3 separate regions of the Mus musculus genome follow, and regions 1 and 2 are each linked to region 3. Evidence: chromatin contacts called from ENCODE Hi-C or POLR2A ChIA-PET data. All regions are on one chromosome and are shown on one strand. The core of a region is the stretch at or near the end of the contact, and the rest is flanking DNA. Distances in the headings are between cores, read along the strand shown.

Region 1 (2,853 bases), core at 211-2,710, 48 kb before region 3:
TCATAAACGTCAAGGGCTAAGTGCATGAATTCCCTTAACATTGCCAAGACAACTGCAATAAGACAGCTAAGACAGTTAAAACTCAATGGTCCTTGACGAGGAAACAGTGGGATAATTATTCTTGGTGTTTATCTGCTAGCCAGGTCTGTTCTCATATCCTGGAAGATTTTGACCACAACACCAACTTAGAGAGCAAGAAAAGACCCAGAAGTACGTGTCTGACACTTTTTAAGTAAATCCAGGGAGAATGAAGTGCCATTCACTTCCAAGGTTGTTCTCACTGGCTTATGCCTGTTTGTTTGTTTGTTTGTTTGTTTTCTAAAGGAAAAAAATCTTCCTCCACTAATCACTTTGAAACTAGAAACTCTAGTTGCAGCGGGCAGTTTTTTTGGACACTTAAAACCTCTTGGACACAATTTGCCTGCTAGGCTTCAATTACGCGGGGCTGGTCACAGAAGGATTTTTTTTCTATCACCAAGTCACTTAGTTCACCACCTTCCACAAGGGAAGAGCACGGTAAAGATATTTTGGAAAAATGCCCAAGAAAGGAAAAAGCTGACCGGCTTCCTGAGGGTGTCTCCATCCCTCCCAGCCAGCCAGTCAGTACGTGGTGACTTCCTACCGAAGGCCACCAGGGGAGTATGGCCAAACCCGGCTCTAACACTGCAGGAAACGTTTCAAGCCTAAAAGCCACTTGTAGGATTAGCAGAGCCATTCTGAGTACCACTGCCAAATGATGTCCCCGTAACATCCCCATTAACTCATTGTCCCCAAGTTGCCTAGCCCTGCCCTGCCCTTGGGCCTGACCCTGGCGCCCAGCCCCACCCCGGGGCCGCAGCAGTTCCCCTTCCCCGGCTCCCAAGGCACACCCAGAGGCCTCGGTGAGCAGCTCCTCCTCCCCCACAATCCCGCTCATCGGTGGGAACCAGCTTGCTCAGAAGACAGCTCCCCCGCCAGGTTCACTCTAGCCCTCTCTGCCCACGTCCCTCCTGCAGCAGACCAGGGTTCTACGGCCCTCACCCCCGCCCGGGCCTCCCACCCGCCTGTCCCTCACCCGGCGGAGGCTGAGCGGGCGACGGAGGCACTGGAGGGCGCGGGCCGCTGCTGTTGATGATGTAGTGGGAGACGCGCGAGTTTTCGGAGACGCTAAGCACATAGTCCCCGGGGCTGGTGCTCGAGTCCCGCACCAGGAACACCCCGTGCCGCTGGCCCTGCAATAGCGCCACCGCCTCCTGCCGGCTCAGGCGGCCCCAGTACCAGCTACTCCGCTCCTCCGAGTCGAAGTTGCCCGCCATGGCCGCCTCCGCGCTTTCACGCTGGGCCGCCGCCGGCACGCGCGCCCCTCCAGCCCTGGCGCCCGCCGCCCAGCGGACCGGCTCCGGTGTCAGCCTCCCAGCAGCGCCCGAAATGGCGGCGGCGGCCGCGGGCCTTCCCCACCGGAAATGACGCGCCCTCTACCCGAGGGAGGCTGCCGGGAAGGGGACCGACGCCCGCCATTGGGAGAAGGGAAACGGAGTCCTTGGGGCCCTCAGTGCGCATGCGGCGTCCTGGGCGTCGCCGCCAGGCCCAGACCCCAACCGCGGAGGATGGGGAGGCGGAGTCTAGGTCTAAGGGGCGGAGCCTCAACCTACAAATTGACTGATCCGTGTTTGACAGATTGGTAGCGGCCGGTCTTTTCTCCCAGAACCTACAAGTAGCAACACCAAGAAAAGGACTGAAGTTAAAAAAGATGATGTGGTCCGAGGATGATAGTCGCCCTCAAAGCTCCCTGACTTGCTGGTCTTTTCCCCGTGTTTCCTTCGGTTTCCCCCGAGGTCAGCTGAAGTTCTTGTTATCTATGAGCAGCCACAGATACCGCATTTGCCGCGCAGGTGCAGTGCTGACCCAGACTGGCTTTAAGTCACTGAATTCACACACCTATGGGAGGGACCAGGAAACAACATCTGCTATGGGGGCGGGGGGGGGGCAGAAACACAAGGAAATCAACTAAGTAGTCCTGGAGAGACCCAAGGGCTGGGTAAAGTGACTCATGACAGTTATCCCAACCTCTCAGGAGTTGAGACAGGAGGATCCCTGTGAGTCTGAGGCCCTGTATTATAAAACCAAAACAAATAAGAGGAAGGGGTCCACAGATAAGATGACCTAGGGTGAATGGTAGGATGTTAAATGAAGTGGGGAAGGGTACTCAAGGCAAAGAAAACAAAATGCCCAGCCAGGCCAAAAAAAAAAAAAAAAAAAAATGGAGTTCTCTCTATTGGGGCTCCCATATCCACCAGCCAGATTTTTTTTTAAACTCTCAGTTGTAGCCAGGTGTATCTCCTACTTTTACTTCCTTCATGATCATCTTCATCTATCTCAAAAAATTAATAAAAAAATGGGGGAGGGAAGGGTTTCTCTGTATAGCTCTTGCTATCCTGGAATTCACTTTATAGACCAGGCTGACCTCGAACCCAAAGATCCACCTGCCTCTGCCTCCCAGTGCTGGGATTAAAGGTGTGTGCCACCATTGCATAGCTGTTACTACTGTGTTTTGTATATAGTGAGACCCGGTCTCACTACAAAACCAAAGTTATCCTTAGCCTAGTCAATAGCTCCGGCCTTCCAGAGCTCCCACCCATAGTCTGGGCCAGCCCTGGGAGAGACAGCAGGGAAAAGGGCCCCTTCCTTGTTACCAGTGACTCATCTTGATCTAGCTTAGTCACCAGGAACTAGCAGCAGAAGCCATCCAGTGTAAATTCTGGCCCTTTGGGGCAAATGACTATCCTCTCTCCCTTTTCAGGACAGCTGAGCTTCAAGGCAAGACCTTACAAGAGACTCTGGGAAACAACAAATCCAATTCCCAGGATAAGTGAA
Region 2 (2,921 bases), core at 115-2,614, 43 kb after region 3:
CAGGAGCAAACAAACATCTATCTCCTTGCAAGCCCTGCCCATCCCCCATATCAACAGCTCCACACCCCCCAAAACATTTATGGGACCTCAATTCCTCCAAACAGCACCATCCAGCATCCTGTAGGCTTGGATAGCCTTGTCTTGGTCCCCACCACTTCCATTAGCAGGCACATTCATTCTTAATCATCTTCCTGGACGGTCCTGGGCCCTGCTAACTTAATGCCCTTCTCTCTTACCCACACTCCTTCACATCACTTTAGAACCTGCCCAGTATTTTCTAGACTCTTCATTCAAGTGTTGCCAAGTCCTAAGCAGGCATGCTGAACTTCTTGCAAAAGCCTCCTCTTCTGCACCTACTTGGGTACCATGCCATCCCCACCCTGTCATCCAGTCCCCTATACTCTTTTGCCCATCCCATCACCCAAGCGTGGCTTTGACTGAAGTCCTTTTTTCTGCAACCAATTATTACAATCCCTTTTCCTCTGCTGCCTCAGGCAGCCACTGTCCATGCCCCAGGTTCCGCCTCAACACCCCTCCCCACCACCTCAACTCCATTCCAAGAGCTACCTTATCTGATCTTCCCTGCCCCTTGGTACAGCTCAGCCTCAAACCCCTCCCCAGCGTCAGTCAACTCACCGGCGCTGCCTGCCCTTGTCCCACTGCTCCTTGGTCCCTTACACAACTCCTCGGTCCTTCAGGCAGTTCTGCCTGCTCCTTCATCCCACAGCGTCCACCATAGGGCCACACCACATCCAGCGCTCTCCATTCCCCATGCCCCTCCTAATGTCTCCTCTGGATCTCCCTATCCCCTTGACCCCTCCTCAGGCCCTGACCGGCCCGCACCGGTTCTCAGCCTCCTCTCCGACCTATTCGATCCCACCTCAGGTGCTGTCTGTCACCCTCTGGCCCCTTCGGGCCCCTCCGGCCCCACCTCAGGCCCCGTCCAGCCCCCGCTGTCCTCTCCGCCCCTGCTAAGCGGCCCAACAGCCCCATCCGGTGTTCTCCATCCCCCGGCAGGCGATCTGCCTTCGCCGCCGTCATCCCGACCCTCCCTTCCGCCTCGCTTCCGCACAGCCGACCCGACACTCACTACTCCTTGAGCAGCACCATGTCGCTTCGCGGCTCGGCGGCTGCCAGCTGCCAGCCCGGCCTCCCGCCCGCTACCCGGTGGCCGCTCTCCCGGTGGCCCGGCCCGGCCCCGCTGCCTGTGCGCCTTCGTCGTGGTCTGCTCTGTCCCCGCTGCTCTCGCTGCGGTCGCCGCGCGGGCTCCTGTCGCCCTGCCCTGGCCTCACCACCTCCCGCGCCTCTGCCGACGCCGCCCGGAGCTCCGGTTCCGCAGCGCCACGCGGGGGCGGGGCGTCTCTGCGGCAACCAAAGCGTCAGACGCAGCAGTGCGCGTTGACCTCACGCGGGGCGGGGCCTTCCCGGGTCCACCCCTCCACCCTTAAATGGGCCGTGGCTCCGGGTCCGTGTCAGCATCTGGGCCCAGGTCTGGTTTGGTAGTCAAGAGGTAAAGAGACATGTTTGGTATGAATACTCTTCTGCATCAGGAGCTACTGTGCCTATATGCTTGGACTTCGCTGGTGGGTGTACTGAGAGCCAAGCATGTCAAAAATAAAATGAGGGAGTTTGAGATTTAGTTCAACCACGAAGCACTTGCCTAATTTGGATTCACCAAGAAACCAAAACCAAACAAGTGTGTATATACTTCCTCTAAATACGTGACTCCACATCTCCACCAGAAAGATACTGTTACTGCCCTCGTTTACAGGCAAGAAGGCTGCATAAGTTAGATTTGCTCATCACAGTGTTTTCATGATGTAGCTGAGATTTGATTTTTTTTTTTTCTTTTTTTCAGACAGGAACTCACTATATAGCTCTGGCTGTCCTGGAACTTGCGCTGTAGACCAGGTTGGCCTCGAACTCACAAAGATCCACCTGCCTCTGGCTCCTGAGTGCTGGGTAGAGCTGAGATTCTAACATAAAATCTTAGTGTCTTCTCATCCACCCACTAACCATTGGCTGTGGGGCTGCTGTGTACCAGAGCCTGTGATATCCTGAATAGAGAGAAGAAGGCTGGCACTATCTTGCCCCTAGGGAGCTGGTAATCAAATGGAGGGGAGGCAGGTGATGGCTGGGGTAGCAGGCACTTGGAAGGAAAGGGGCTGCCAGAGCTAGTGGTACAGGCTAGCTGTCTGGGAATTCCTAGCTGTCTGGGAGCTGAGGCAGAAGGATGGAACGTTCAAAGCCTGCCTGAAAAACTTAGTAAGTTGCTGTCTCATAAAAGCTGAAGAGAGGGTTGGGATGTGGCTCGTCAGAGCACTTGCCTCGTATGCAGGAGGCCCTAGGTTCAATCCCAGAATCCCAGAAAGAGAAGAAAACGGTAGCTTGGCAGCAGGCTTTGGGGTACGGGTGGGAGGTGGAAGTTGTGTTTGATGGGATCACACTGGACAGCACCTGGTGTATGTGAGGAGTCCCTTGAGGGACGGCATCCCAGAGATCCACAAGATGCTGGGGAAGACCATGCACAGCAGAAAGGACACACGTAAGGGCCGGAGTCAGGAACAGGCTGCATTCAGGGACTTGTCCTAGTGTGGTTTTCTGTTGCTGTGATAAAGACCATGACCAAAGGTAACTTGGGGAGAAAAGGGTTTATTACGACTTTGAGACTAGAGTCCATTAGCAAGGAAAAACATTACAGGAACCCGAAGGCAGGAACTGAAGCAGAGGCTACGGAGGAAAGCTGCTGAACTGGCTTGCTCAACCTGCTTTCTTGTACAACCCAGGACCACCTGGCCAGGCACTGTACCTGCCAGGGTGAACTGAGCCCTCCCATAGCAACCGTTAATCTAAAAAAGGCCCCACAGGCTTACCTAAAGGCAAATCTGATGGGAAGGTTTTCTCAACTGAGGTTCCCTCTT
Region 3 (2,992 bases), core at 179-2,678:
CTACGAGAACAGAAACTCAGAAAGAGAGAGGCTGACAGCGTATTCCCTTCCCCTCTCCTACCTTGCAGATCCTTGGCACACAACAAATCCTGCCAAGGCCTTCACGTAGCCTAGGGACAAGTTTCTGAGTAACAGGTTTCTTATTATCTGTCTCACGAGTCTACTCTCTCTTGGGACAAGTCGCCAGTTGGTACATAACATTCCAACCTCCGCTCTCCACAAGTCTCAGTATCAGGAGAAATAATCAACAGCTCTTAAATACCACCACATCCATCACAAGTTCAGAAAAGCGAAGACTTAGGGAGACCTTCAGTGAGGGTGTTGCTATAGCAACACTCCAAGAAGCCCAGACTGTCTCCAGGACAGAGCAAGCAGGAGCTCAGACTCTACAGATGAAACCTGAGTTCCAAGAATACCGAGGCACTGAAGCACAAGATCCCGCAGAGCCACCCAAAAAGGGGAGGGGGGCATTTCCTTCTCCACCAGAGCCTGTTCTTAAAGTGTGACTTGTAAACAAAACAAAACAAAAAAATTCCTGGTTAGCTTCAAGCAGCTCCCTGCCTCTCCCTATGAATATAAACAAAATAATACAAAAACCTTCCTCTCAAGTCCTCTGAGAGACTGTCATTTTGTCTGTTTACAGTCTCCCCCTGCTGTCCGGCAGGTAACCGGTTTCTTTACTCAGTGGCTCCTTGTATTCCCACTCTAAGTGGATAAAAAATAAAACTCGGGATTTGGCATCCCAATCCTCAACTTTGATGATTAGTAACAAATCCATGCACCGCGAATTACGCTCAATTGGACGATTAGCAGTGTTCCTCGTGATTTAAGAGCGGGCATGAGACCAGGCTTTACCTCGCTAAAGGATCTTATCTAAATCTGATTTCGGATTTCTAGAGATCACAGCCCGATCAAGAAGACCCCATGATGTACTGCTGAAAAACAGGAACAAAACTTCTAATCTACAACTGTAGGGGCAAATGTTGGTCCTTAGCAATCTAACCCTGTCTGCTCCAAGAATCAACTGGACACTTGCTTGGGGAGCATCTGCAGTGACCAACTCGGCAGCCAAAGTTTAGAGCGTGCATCAATCCTAACATAGCCCTTTCAGTACTGGCCTGACAGAATTCGGGTATCTAAACTAGGGCAGCCTTGATCCTACTGTGGTTTTGAAATCCAGCCCCACAAATCAGACTGGGCTGAAGACAGCTAACCGCCAGGAACCGACCGGCCTACACCTGCGTCCTCACCTGAGTGCAAAGCCTTTCGGTGCGCTCGGCCTCCTTAGACTCACAGCCGACATTATTCCCTCGCGGTAACCCGGTGTGTTCCTGTCTCCGTGCTGCATCTAGTGCGAGCCGGAGCAGCCCTTGGTCTCCGGTCTCAGCAGCACTGCTCCCTCCGGATTGTTTTTCTTCCGGATTCGGACTGCGCTTCGGCTTCCGTAGGAGGTGGATCCAGAGTGTCTAGGGTTTTGGGGTGCGGTTGGAGGACAGAGGCGGGGCTTTACAGCAGAGCGAACCGCCCAGAGGCGGAGCTGAGCCAGGCTCAGAGAGGCGGGCTCTACATGTCATCCACTCCCGACGCCATACCGCCGGCCCGGACGCGGGAGTGGGCGGTGGCGGGGCCACCTAGGCTCCGCATTCCCAGCCTGCTTTGCGCAAGGGCGCGGGCGTGAGGAGCGTTGAGGGCGGAAGTTGCTGCGGCTCGAGGACTCGGGCTGCTTCGTGATCGTCCCGCAGCGTACGGTCTTCGCTGTCGCCTGCCCACCCTCAGAAACCGGGAGTGGACAGGATGGGGAGCCTCACTGTAGTCTGTTCGGCCTCTCTCGCCCACACTATAAGTAATTTCTCATGTTCCTTGGCGCCCTCATAGGGGTCAGAGAACACTTCCATTCATTTAAGTGACTTGGTGATCGTCATTTAAAAAAATTTTTTTTTCCATCTGAGACAGTCTTGCTAGTAAGTACTGGGGCTTGTTATACAGACCAAGTTGATTTTCCGACCTCAGCTGAGATTACACCACCACGCCCAACTTGAAACTAGTTTTGCTGAATACAAAGCAAAATAATTTAGGATCCCCGAGAGCTATCAGTGAATGAAAAACAAGCCGTTGCTATTTGGTGTATATTCATGGTGACTGTTTACTTTGCCAGACACTTCGATTTATTATTTCCTTTAGATCTCTGGGTCTTAATTTTTGAGGGGTAGGGGGGATAGTGCATGGGGTTGTTTTTACAGTTATGACTTCCCCCAGGGAAATGGGAGTGTTGTTTTAGCACACTGTAGTACCAGCTACCCAGTGATGCCTCAAGAACCCACAAAAGCTCCACTACCTGAAATACATGTTCTGGAACCCGGTGTAGTGATGTTATTTCCAAAACTCACCGAGATTGGTTACTCCAAGTTTGAGTCCAGTTTGGGCTACCTTAAAGTTTCAGGGCATTCGAACTGTGCTGTGATTCATTCTCAAAATGGAAGGGAAGGGGACAACTTCTACCAAGTCTAACTAACCACCTGAGCTTTACCCCTGGATGGAAGACAAGAATCACAGTTGTAGCCATAAACACAGTAATAAAGCTGAAAGTACTGGAGAGGGCTCACAAGTTAAGAGCACTTACAGACCACTGAAGTTGGGTTTGATTCCCTTCACCCACACGGTGGCCCATAATCATTCTAATTCCAGTTGCCCTTTCCCCTCTCTGGGTACTAAGCATGCCAGTGGTGCACATTAACCTCGTCCACTTGCAGTGAAATTAACAAACCTGGTCTAGTATTCTCATTAGGCCAAGCTAGCCTCAAACACAGAAAGATCCACCTGCCTTCCAAGGGCTGGGATTAAAACCCCGTGGCACCATGCCTTTAAACAAGCTTTTTATTTCTATTGTGCGTGTGTGCACGTGCACGCCAGCATGTGCACCAGAGTGCAGGTCTGGGAGACTTGAAGCATCAGGTTCCTCTGGAGCTGGAGTTCTAGGCAGTTGTAAACTGAG

Evidence for each region. A loop is a pair of places that touch in the nucleus more often than their neighbours do. ChIA-PET counts read pairs that join two places held with the same protein, here RNA polymerase II (POLR2A).
Region 1: a loop to region 3 is called in a map of gastrocnemius, with 9 times the contacts of the local background. The contact joins the promoter of Crk here to the promoter of Inpp5k in region 3. A Hi-C loop is called at or near these places in 11 of 37 maps with a recorded cell type or tissue (gastrocnemius, heart, left cerebral cortex and 1 more). POLR2A ChIA-PET finds 5 or more read pairs at or near these places in 3 of 5 experiments (Patski and embryonic stem cell).
Region 2: a loop to region 3 is called in a map of heart, with 2.9 times the contacts of the local background. The contact joins the promoter of Pitpna here to the promoter of Inpp5k in region 3. A Hi-C loop is called at or near these places in 4 of 37 maps with a recorded cell type or tissue (adrenal gland and heart). POLR2A ChIA-PET finds 5 or more read pairs at or near these places in 4 of 5 experiments (Patski and embryonic stem cell).

What each region holds. Positions count from the first base shown.
Region 1 is chr11:75,677,866-75,680,718 of GRCm38, reverse strand. Crk (v-crk avian sarcoma virus CT10 oncogene homolog) reads right to left here and starts at 1,460. Exons shown (of 3, transcript NM_133656.5): 1 at 1,055-1,460. The coding sequence starts at 1,295.
Region 2 is chr11:75,586,522-75,589,442 of GRCm38, reverse strand. Pitpna (phosphatidylinositol transfer protein, alpha) reads right to left here and starts at 1,364. Exons shown (of 12, transcript NM_008850.2): 1 at 1,091-1,364. The coding sequence starts at 1,110.
Region 3 is chr11:75,629,456-75,632,447 of GRCm38, reverse strand. It overlaps Inpp5k (inositol polyphosphate 5-phosphatase K), which reads right to left and starts at 1,428. Exons shown (of 12, transcript NM_008916.2): 1 at 1,251-1,428. The coding sequence starts at 1,348.